Linked DNA regions of Homo sapiens: region 1 is linked to region 2. Evidence: chromatin loops called from intact Hi-C (ENCODE). Cell type or tissue: dorsolateral prefrontal cortex. All regions are shown on one strand. Links, peaks and the distances in the headings refer to the core of each region. The heading gives the core; the rest is flanking DNA. Region 1 has its middle 19 kb from the start of MIR4719. Region 2 has its middle 74 kb from the start of MIR4719.

Region 1 (5,390 bases), core at 199-5,198, 55 kb after region 2:
GTTTCATGTGATGTGTGTGAGTATGAGAGTGTGCATTAAATTTTTTTTTAAATTTTTTTCCAGGAATGTCTCCTGAGCATGCACTGATGTTTTATGAGATGGGTGTCATTATGTACAGTGATTCTAAGGGGTCACCTACCATCCTGCTATATGAACCAAATGGGCTTCACTGGGAAGGTAGTGCCACAGCCATGATCCCCTTACCATGGAGGGGGCCCCATGGAGGACTGAAATTCTCTTTTCCCATAAGATCTTTAGAATAACTATAGGGCTTTGAGTTTGGAACCAAGTGAATAAAATTAAACAGCTTCTTACAGATGACTTGAGAAATGAATCTCCACTTTGTTTCCTTAGCTTTGCACAGCTGTTATGGAAGAAGGTATTTCTTAGGAAGAAAGTGGCCGTTCATTACAAAACAACCTATCTAGACAGCTCTGGGTACCTGGAAAAACAGTCTCAATGGAAGCAAGTTTCCTAGTTTTAGTGACTTTTTCTGCTGGTGGCTACATTCACCAAAAGTGAATGTAATATTTTCTCTTGTTTAACTTTGGCTACAGGACACTAAGGAGTTCCTTTTTATCAACACTGAGATTAACTGTCTCTCCAGGAAGAGAGAAACCAAGTTACTCATGATTTGGTCATGTCAACTTTTTTGACTTTCTGGCCAGGTTCTGCGCATGTTAAATTTTCAGTCTCAGACTGGGACCAGCAGATTTTCTCCCCCAGGCCCCTAGGGCTGTGCTTGATAATGACTCTGCAATTTGTCTCATGCTTCCCAGAGATAGGAGCATTTTTCCCCCCACTGTTCCATGCTATTTACAAAGCACAGGTATTATGATTTATTTCCTTCTTCAATATTTATCAATATTAATGAGTATCGTGTGCAGTTATTGGATGAGGCACTTACTTAAGTGGAAAGAGATTAAAAGTGGTGCTGTTATTTGGTATCAAGGTGGTTTAGGCCTTGAGGAGAAAGCTACCTGCTTCGATTAGCCTAATGAGACAACTTAATGAGAAAGTGATCTGCTTCAGCTATATTCTTATCAATACAAACAAATGGCATAGTTAGGGTATTTAGCTATATTCTTATCAATACAAAGAAATGGGATGGTTGAGACATTTGTACGTAGCCATTTTCAGTATACATATATATTTATTTTGCTTTAAGTTCTGAGATACATGTGCTGAATGTGCAGGTTTGTTACATGGGTATACATATGCCATGGTGGTTTGCTGCACCTGTCAACCCGTCATCTGTGTTTTAAGCTCTGCATCCATTAGGCATTTGTCCTCATGCTCTGCCTCCCCTGGCCCACCCCCCCAACCCCCGACAGTCCCTGGGTGTGTGATGTTCCCCTCTCTGTGTCTATGTGTTCTCATTGTTCAGCTCCCACTTATGAGTGAGAACCGGCAGTGTTTGGTTTTCTGTTCCTGTGTTAGTTTGTTCAGTATACATTTTTATTATTAAAATTAGTTGTATTGTGAAAATAAATACTTATAATGAATTAAATGCTATAAACGTACATTGTCCAATCTGGTAGCCAGTAGTCACATGTCACTACTGAGCACTTGAAATGTGGCTGGTCCACAGTGATTGACTATAAACTATACAATGGAGTTAATCATTTTATATTGATTACACAGATAATTTTGATGTAAGTTAAACATACATTTAAGTTAAATTTCACCTGTTTTTTAAAAGGCAACTACTAAAAATTTAGAATCACATGTGGTTCTCACATTTTGATTTGTATTGAAATGGTTTAGAAGAATGCAATAAATAAAAATCAATAAAATTAAAAAGTGTAAACATAAAAAGTTCTATTTTATCATCTCCTCCCAACCCCAATGCCTCCCCTGAGAACTGAGATTTGTCCTGCATTTAAAACTCCCCACACATATGTACATAAACTATGAAATATATATAAAGCTTTGCAATTTGCCTTTTACTGTTAAAAATATATAATGGAGGTTTTTTCATAAAATCTACTTTTTCAAATTTGCTCTTTTCATTTACATGTGTAAGGAAACCAGCAGGCCTGAGGAAGAGTGCATTTAGTGCCTTGGGGGCATCTTCCCAGATGGCCCTGGCAGTGGATCCTGCACTGTGTCTACTGATGTACTCCCAGGGGTTTCAGTCACCTAGCCTGGTCCCACATTTATCTTCCCCTGTTCCCAGCCTAAGGCACCCAGCTCCTCCATCACCTTTCCTTCCAGAGCAGCCTCCTCTATGAGGCCCCCTAGAATCTCAGGCTGTGTGTGGAGGACTCAGGTTCCTGGTGAATCCTTCTACACTGCCTCTGAGAACAAGCCCAGAAAGCTTTTGTATTTAAGGTCTCTACCAGGCCAGATACAGTGGCTCATGCCCGTAATCTCTGCACTTTGGGAGACTGAGGTCAGAGGGTCACTTGAGCTCATCAGTTTGAGACCAGCCTGAGCAATACAAAGAAACCCTGTATCTACAAAATAAAATAAAATAAAATAAAATAGCCGGGCATGAGCATGCACCTGTAGACCCAGCTACTCAGGACATTGAAGTGGGAAGATTGCTTGAGCCAGGGAAGTCGAGGCTGCAGCGAGCTGTGATTGTGCAACTGCCCTCCAGCCTAGGCAACAGAGACCCTCTATTAAAAAAATAAATAAAATAAAATAAAAAATAACAGTGTAACTCTCAGTGCCCCTGGAGTAACAAAGTTTAAGTAACCTTAGGAGAGAAGCCACTGGAAGAGTGGTTCCAAGTGTCAAAAATATAGTCAATTACTACATCAGTTAATCATATAAATGCCTCCCTATTAAGGGAATTTGTATCTAAATATTTAATGAGACTGCTAAAAAGAGACTTTAAGCTCTGAAGCATCAGATGGAAATGAGGGTAATATGAAGAGGTTTTACTGAAAATTACCAAAAATAGCAGGATGCTTGGTTCCCAGTATTTTAGAGCCAGATTTAACGCTGCCAAGGCAGGAAGATTGGATGATTCCTCTTTGAGGAATTAGGTATTTTTTTTTTAACATGTAAGGAGAGGGTCTACTTAAAGTCAAGAATAGGCTACCCTGTGAGCCCTGAGGAGTGAACAACCTACCACATCCTTGATGTTTAATTCAGGATTGAACACGTCAAATCGTAAGGTGATTCCAGGGTGATGCTCGATTTTGATAATTGAAAAATCAGGGTTCCTTAAAAAGATAAGCAACCTCATTTTATGACAACACTACTTTCGTTATAGGCTTGTCCTCTCGGGAAGTTTCCTATCAAGGAACTCTTCTTCCTTGCCTCTGACAGCAGTGGAGACTGAAGCCCGTGCTTGTCCAACTCCCAGTGTCTAATCAAATGCAGGTTTTTCCTTTGGATTAACCACATTGAGAGTGTTTGCTTTGGTCCCCAAGGCAAATATTCAAGGACATTAAGTAATAAAACTTAATATAGGAACAATTAAAATATGGAATTTATGAAATATTAGAAACCAAGTTGAATGTTTATTGTCACAAATGTTAATAAAAAGTTAATTGTGCCCTTTAGCAATTAATTTATGCACAATTATCTCAAACTGTTACTGGGCCTTCTGAACTAATTATATCGAGGTATTAAAAGAAAATGCCCAAGTATCTACAAAATAGCTTCATAAAAATCTGTGTGCTTAGCTTGATGTGGAAGCCCTTAGCTAAGTAAGTATTATTAAATGAGTTAAGACTATACCCCAATTACTCTATAGGAGTTGATTATTTAAAATTAGTATGCTGTGGTTGGGTACATTTAAAGAGCTTTAAAAGCAGCGCAAAGCATTCTAAACAATTATTGCCTATTGTACCTTTTATTTAAGCACAAACTCAGTCTTGTATGTTATAGCTCCTATGTTCTGTTTAATAGATGCTAAATTAATGCACTGGAATAATGTAGAAATATGCAGTACTATCTTCATAGCTGCATTTTTTAGGCTTCAAAGTTAAAAAATAAAAATTAGGCAGCGGTTTTCAATTGGATTCATTATAATACTATATTATTCATGGAGAACCTATCAGGTGTCATGTATTTTACACGTAACAAAGGACAACTCTTGGCTCTTACATCATGCTAGGCTCTGTTCCAAGCACCACTATATATACATATGTATAGAGCCTATTTTAGTAGTAGTTCCATCTGCCTTATTCTCTCTCTCCCTGTTCCCCTTCCTTTCTCTTTCAATCTCTCTCTTCACACACACACATGCTTTATTTTCCGAGTCATTTGGCCATTTATAGAGCAAGTTGCAGCTATGGCACCCTTTTATCTGTGAGTACTTCAGTATGCGCTTCCTAAGTTCAAACATATGCTGTTAAATAAACACATTTATTAAAGGAGGAAATTTAATGTTGATGTAATATAATTTAGTTCTCAGTCTATAATCAAATTTCACCAGTTTCCAACAAAATGTCCTCTATGACTATTTTTGTTCTCAGCCTAGCATCTAATTCAGGCTCTTGCTTTCCATTTAGTTGGCATGTCTATTATCTTTCAAATCTGCAACAATTGCTCAGCTGTTCTTTTTCACGACTTTGAAATTTGGAGGTTTAACAGGCCAGTTATTTAAATGTGTTTGATGTTTTCCTCATGATGGGATTCATGTTATGCATTCTAGGCAGGAACACCACAGCAGTGATGCTGTGTTTTTTCTCAGTGGATTCTATGAGCAGGGAATGATGTCAATTTGCTTCATTACTGGTGATGTTAACTTTGACCATCTAGTTAAGGTGGTATCCACCAGGTATCTCCATAATATAGCTACTCTTTTCTGTAATTAATAAACATTTTGAGACTATGAAAATACCCCATTCCTCAAACTAATACTTAGATAAATAAACATCATGTGTTAGCAAACTAGGACAATTTTGTGAAATAGATGATATGTGATAATTAATTGATGGAGAAAGCAAACTTACTCAAAGCTAATATTTAAGACATCTATGTACAAATAAACATGCATAATGCATTATAACAATATACAGCGGTGTTCCATGCAAATATAAGCCATTTTCCAATTCATTTAGGAATTTTGGCAAGTCAGGATTGTACAATTTAATTACATTTTTAGCCTTCAGATGGGCTAAGAAAATTAAGACCAGGAAAAACAGACACAGGGAGAACAGTTTTCTCCTCAGAGTCTAAATCTAACAAATCTGAGAGAAGGAATAACCAACGTCCCTTAGTTTTAAATCCTTCTATCTTCTGCTAGATTATTTTTATTGGTTTGTGTGTTTGTATATTTAAATTAAGTTATAGAACAAAATATTTCCCATCATATTCTGCTTTTTAAATGGTCATGCAGTGTCTAGACAAATAATATAATCAGGTCACTTTTAGAACATAAAGGGATATTAAAGATCATTTCATCAACCTTATTTTAGAGACAAGAT
Region 2 (5,390 bases), core at 224-5,223:
TGCTAAAACAAAACTAATAATCACAACCACCAGTAACGAACATGAGAGATAATATAATTTTTTAGTCAAAAGCCTATCTAGGCCAGGTCCAGTGACTCCCACCTGTAATACCAACACTTTGGGAGACCAAGGCGGGTGGATCACTTGAGCTCAGAAGCTGTGCAACATGGCAAAACCCCATCTCTATAAAAAAAATACAAAAATTATCTGGGTGCGGTGGTGTCCACCACCTACAGTCCCAGCTACTCAGGAGGCCAAGTAGGAGGATTGCTTGAGTCTGGGAGGCAGAGGTTGCAGTGAGCCAAGATCACACCACTGCACTCCAGCACTTGTCTCAGAAAAACAAAACAAAACAAAAGGCTATCTAATACAGTGGGGATAGTAAACATGTTAGTAGAGACAGGGTATAGTTTATGTTGACTTGATATTATTATTGTCCTATAACTTGATACTTTTCCTTCCTTCCTCTCTTCTTCCCTCTCGCCATCCCTCCCCTACTTCCTTCCTTTTTTTCTCATTTCTTGCATATTCAACAATGGGTCAAACACAAGACCCCATTTCCTTACCCAGTCCAACTGCTATCAGGAAAAGGAGTTTTAGAGGTTGGTGCCTGCCTGCTGGTGGGAAGTGTAGAGGTTTATAATTCCTGAACGCAATGATCCTTTATTTTTTTTTGTTTGTATCATTTCAATCTTTTCTGTTGTCCTGGAGGCTTTAATTATCCTATATAACTTTTCTCTATTGTTTGCAGTGAACAGGCAGTCAAATATTGACTATATTTCAGGCAGCAGGGAATTCTGGGAGTACCTGCGGTCTTTTGCCACTGTGACATCCTATGAGGGCTCTTGAAGTAGAGAAGTAAGAATGTACAACTTTCATGGGTACAAGACTTCTATGTTTTTATATATTGCTGAGATTTCTTTCCCCCAGTGTATTTTTTATCTTAAGAGCTAGGGGCATTATTCTTGTTAAGAAGATAGGGCGGAGGTGACATCCTGGGCATATGAAATGGCAGATGCTAGGTTTTCTTTCTATATTATCTATATGCACATGGGTTTCAAGTGTTTCTGCAGACCTTGTGAGAAATACAGCTTGTTGGGTATTTCATTTCTGCACCTGAAGTAAGTTCTTGTTAACCATCAATACTTGAAATACTGCTTTCATTTAAAAAGGAACTAAAATCTACTGTTGTAACTCTTTTCATTGAAAGAACCATCAGAGATTCTAGCGTGCATGGTCACATGAAAGCATCTCATTGAAAGGCTTGGCTCAGTGAGGAGCAAGAATTTGTTATATTTGCCTCCTCATTTCCTCCTTACAAAATTTATGAATAGCTTATGAATGGACACCATGGGCAACAGATGCACATTACAGAGATGACTTTTAAAAACTGTAATTATCTTTTGGCTTCTGGCCAAAGACAAAATGCCGCAAAACTGCTTAAAGGTACATGCTAATTTTTCATTGCTGAACTCCAAATGGCTTTGCTTTTTGTGCACTTTTCTAAGTGTATTTGTGAAATTGAAAGAGGAGAGAGAGAAAGGAAGAGGAGGAGGAAGAGGCAGAGGGGGAGAAGGAAGAAAGGAAAGTGAAGGGAAGGAGAGAAGGAAAGTGAAGGGAAGGAAAGAAGAAAGGTAAGTGAAGGGAAGAAGAAAGGGAAGGAAGGAAGGAAAGAAAGTCTTGCATTCAGGATACCAATAATAATAATAATAATAATCATTCAGTAAACAATGAACTTGCTAGAGAGAACATGAAGTAATTCTTGTATTACTCATGCTCTCAGACCCCATCCTAAGGGTGAACTCAATAAGCTCTTCAGGGTTACTTGGAAGAAGTTCAAAACCAAAACAGGGTTGAAAATATACCTTCAACCCAGATTCCAAACAAGGAATTGGAAAAGAACTGTTACCAAAAATTCAGATATATGAATTCGAGAAATAGAATTCAATCACAGTAACACTTTGGGCTGTATAGCATCTCTTATAATGAAGTGCTTTTATTTATCCACGATCTCATCAAATTCTCAAAATGATACTGTGAAGGAGGAAGATGTAGGAGAGACTGCGATTCCCATTGTAGCAGGAAGAATTCTAAGATGACCCACAGTGATCCAACTCTGTCATAAACCATCCTTTCAATTCCGAGGGGGATCTATAGATATGATAGGATATCACTTCATGATTAGGTTATGTCATTTGGTACAGCTGACTCTAAGAAAGATTGTCCTCCATGTGCCTGACCTATTCCCGTGAAACCTTAAAAGAGATTGGGCTTTTCCTGGCGAGAGTCAAAGCAAGGGAGGGACTCAACACAAAGGAAATTCTCCCTTGTTGGCTTGAAGCTAGAGGGGGAACAGGACAAAGAATGAGGCAGCTTCTAGAAGCTGAGGGTGGGACTGGCCAGCAAGCAAGCTTTTCAGTTTAATTTGCACTACTCGTATTTTCTCCATTAAGAGTTAGAAAACATTTCTTATAAAGAGCCTGGTAGTAAATATTTCAGTCATTGCAGCTACTTATGAAGGCCGGCTGGACTTCCTTCCTTCCTTCCCTCTCTCCTTCTTACTTTTTCTTTCCCTCCCTTTCTTCTCTCTCTACTCCCCCTTGTAGCAATGCTTTAAAATGTAAAAATAAAATAATTATTTGTTCAAGTATTAAACCAAAATAAGTTGTATCTGGTTTGCCAGCTCTGGGTTGAAAAATTAACAGAACAATACATCACAGTGTTTGCTGATTTCTACCATAACTGATCTGAAGCTACCAACATAAAATTTCTTCACTGACACAAAGAGATGTGCGGTAGTATGCCATTATATTGTGTTTCTATATACTCACAATAGAAGTAAATAACCATACAAAAATAGCAGTAAGATATATAATTAGGAAGCGCTGAGTTTTGAGTACCTGTTGCCCTCCTTTTTAATATAATTGTAAATTTATTTAATTTTTAATAAAGGTTGTGTTTAACAGCTCACACAATTCCTGAAAATTGAACAACCGGCCCTCATGAGCCAGTACAAGCCAGCTCTAACACAATGCTGAGTATGCCCATAAAAGATAGAAGTCCTTGTTTCACTCCCCTTTTTTCCCTTCTGTCAGCTGGAATGTGGATCCAGCAGATCCAGCAGAATGTGATGATGGGCCACCTACCCCAGACAGACTCGGCTACGTCACTGGCTATGGCACTGGCAGAACAATGAGTTCCTAACACTAGAGCTTCCATATCAGGGGCATGGGTTTCTCAAGCTCTTGTTTCAGGAATAGAGGAAATAAATTTTTGCCTTGCTCTGCTACTCTTATTTTGGGTTTCTGTCGCAGCAATTGGTCCTATAGCAATAGAGCAGATATTAGTATTAACACAGCAGATATTAGAATTCCCTTGTTTCAGTGAGGAAACTGATGACTACAGCGGTAAAATTCCTTTCCCAACATCACATGGCTGAAAGTCTCTTACTTAGTATTGTAAGCCAAAATTCTTTTTTTTTTTTTTGATTTTTTTAAATTTTTATTGAGACAGAGTCTTGCTCTGTCACCCAGGCTGGAGTGCAGTGGCTCAATCTCGGCTCACTGCAAGCTCCACCTCCCGGGTTCACACCATTCTCCTGCCTCAGCCTCCTGAATAGCTGGGACTACAGGCGCCTGCCACCACACCTGGCTAATTTTTTGTATTTTTTAGTAGAGACGGTGTTTTACCGTGTTAGCCAGGATGGTCTTGATCTCCTGACTTTGTGATCCGCCAGCCTCGGCCTCCCCAAGTGGTGGGTTTACAGGTGTGAGCCACCGCGCCTGGCCATAAGCCACAATTCTTAATTCCAAGTCCTTTGTGATTTCCATTGTATCATGTCACATATTAGGTCAATCAATGAAATATGTATTCATTCATTTATTTCATCAGTACTGACAGATGTGTTTTACATATAAATGTAAAACATTTTGTATTGTAAATGTATATCATTTACAATAAATGATGTCATTTGGAGAAGGCAACCCCTGAGGGGCAAGAGGAAAAGAGGTCCTATCTGGTCAGTCAGGGAGGAGGACAGGTTGCAGGAGTATCCTTTCATATTTGAAACTTTACTGAACAATGAACTCATTGCTGTGCTACATGCCATGGGGATTATAGAAACACAGAGGGAAAAGTAACCTGATATCCAAATGTTTGCCTATCCCACATGCATGAGCTTTTTCTCATATTAGCATGCTTCAGGATCACTTTTGACTATTACCATCTTCCAAGACCATGTGTGCCCTTAGGACCCGACTCATTCATAACCCAAAGATTGACACATAGAAATGCCTTATAATCATTTCTGAATCAAAATTTTCTAGGTTCTAATAACACAAATACATGTTAATTAAAATAATGTTATCGGTATTTTCTCATGCAATTAGTATTTCTTATTCAAACTAGCATTTCTTTTCCCAGTGAAATGGTAACAGCTAAAAACATTGTGGCATCACATTTAGTACGGATTTTCCTTGAATTAATGCTTTTTCCTTGTCGTGTGTAGGTATATATTTATACATCAAACACAATATTGATCTTTTCTCTCAAAATAACTACTTTCAGACATAAAATATGTTTTATGTTTTCTCTCTATTTTGTCTTAGTCTGGTCAGCTTAACTAAAATCCTCAATCTCAGGGGGTAGATTAATCTAATTTTCACTGTTTCTCTATATTCACACCAGCTGAAGACAAATGGTTTAGGGGGTAACATTATTAAATATTATGATTTTTATTTTATTCATTCTGTTGGGAGGGCAGGTGGCTACTTATTCCAATAACATAAATTCTGGGATATACAGCTTTCTATTTCTCCTTTTGCAGGAATTTAATTTTTTTCAAGATGCTTTATTTTGTTGACTTTCATTTATCTCTTTTCCCATGTTAAACTTGCATAGGTCACATTTCTCCTGGCCTCACTCTGTCATGGGCTACTGACTTATTCATGGAAAGTCTCAGCTTTTATAGCAACCTCCAAACCACGGCCACAGACACATTGTCTAATAGCAACACAAGCTACTTTGTTCTCCCCCAGAGGAGGGCTGGCTTCTGGAAAGGACTCTTTTTTTTTTATCACTGGATGGGAGACACAGAAGGTCCAGCAGGAAGTTTTCACCTGATAGACTCACTGAGACTGTGACTCTTCCCACCATTTCTGGGCAGCATGGAGTGCCATGCCACAGGAGTGCCCTACGGCTTCACCAGTGGGTACCTGAAAGGCTCAAGTGACCCATGTTGGAAACGGGGAGGGACTCACTCCCAGTGGGGCAAACTTTGACCATTGAAAGACAGGAGATGAGAGAGAGCTGGAGAATACATTGTCCTCTCTGTCCTCTGATACGTTGATCTGAGGTAGGGAGTTGCTGTACAGACAGCACAGAGATGCCCT

What was found. Hi-C counts contacts between places; a loop is a spot of excess contacts. Peaks named below come from ENCODE experiments on the same cell type or tissue, not always from the same donor. Only the 100,000 strongest peaks of a DNase experiment are listed, where the experiment ranks them.
Region 1: a loop joins it to region 2, with 4 times the contacts of the local background. A loop is called at or near these places in 1 of 110 quality-filtered maps.

What each region holds. Positions count from the first base shown.
Region 1 is chr16:76,885,092-76,890,481 of GRCh38, reverse strand. It overlaps the pseudogene LOC100128497. Among named protein-coding and RNA genes, the nearest start is that of MIR4719, 19 kb to the right of the region's middle. In dorsolateral prefrontal cortex, for the core only: no CTCF peak of the experiment used is centred there; no DNase peak of the experiment used is centred there; H3K27ac peaks cover 1,269 bases.
Region 2 is chr16:76,940,052-76,945,441 of GRCh38, reverse strand. No RefSeq gene overlaps it. Among named protein-coding and RNA genes, the nearest start is that of MIR4719, 74 kb to the right of the region's middle. In dorsolateral prefrontal cortex, for the core only: no CTCF peak of the experiment used is centred there; no DNase peak of the experiment used is centred there.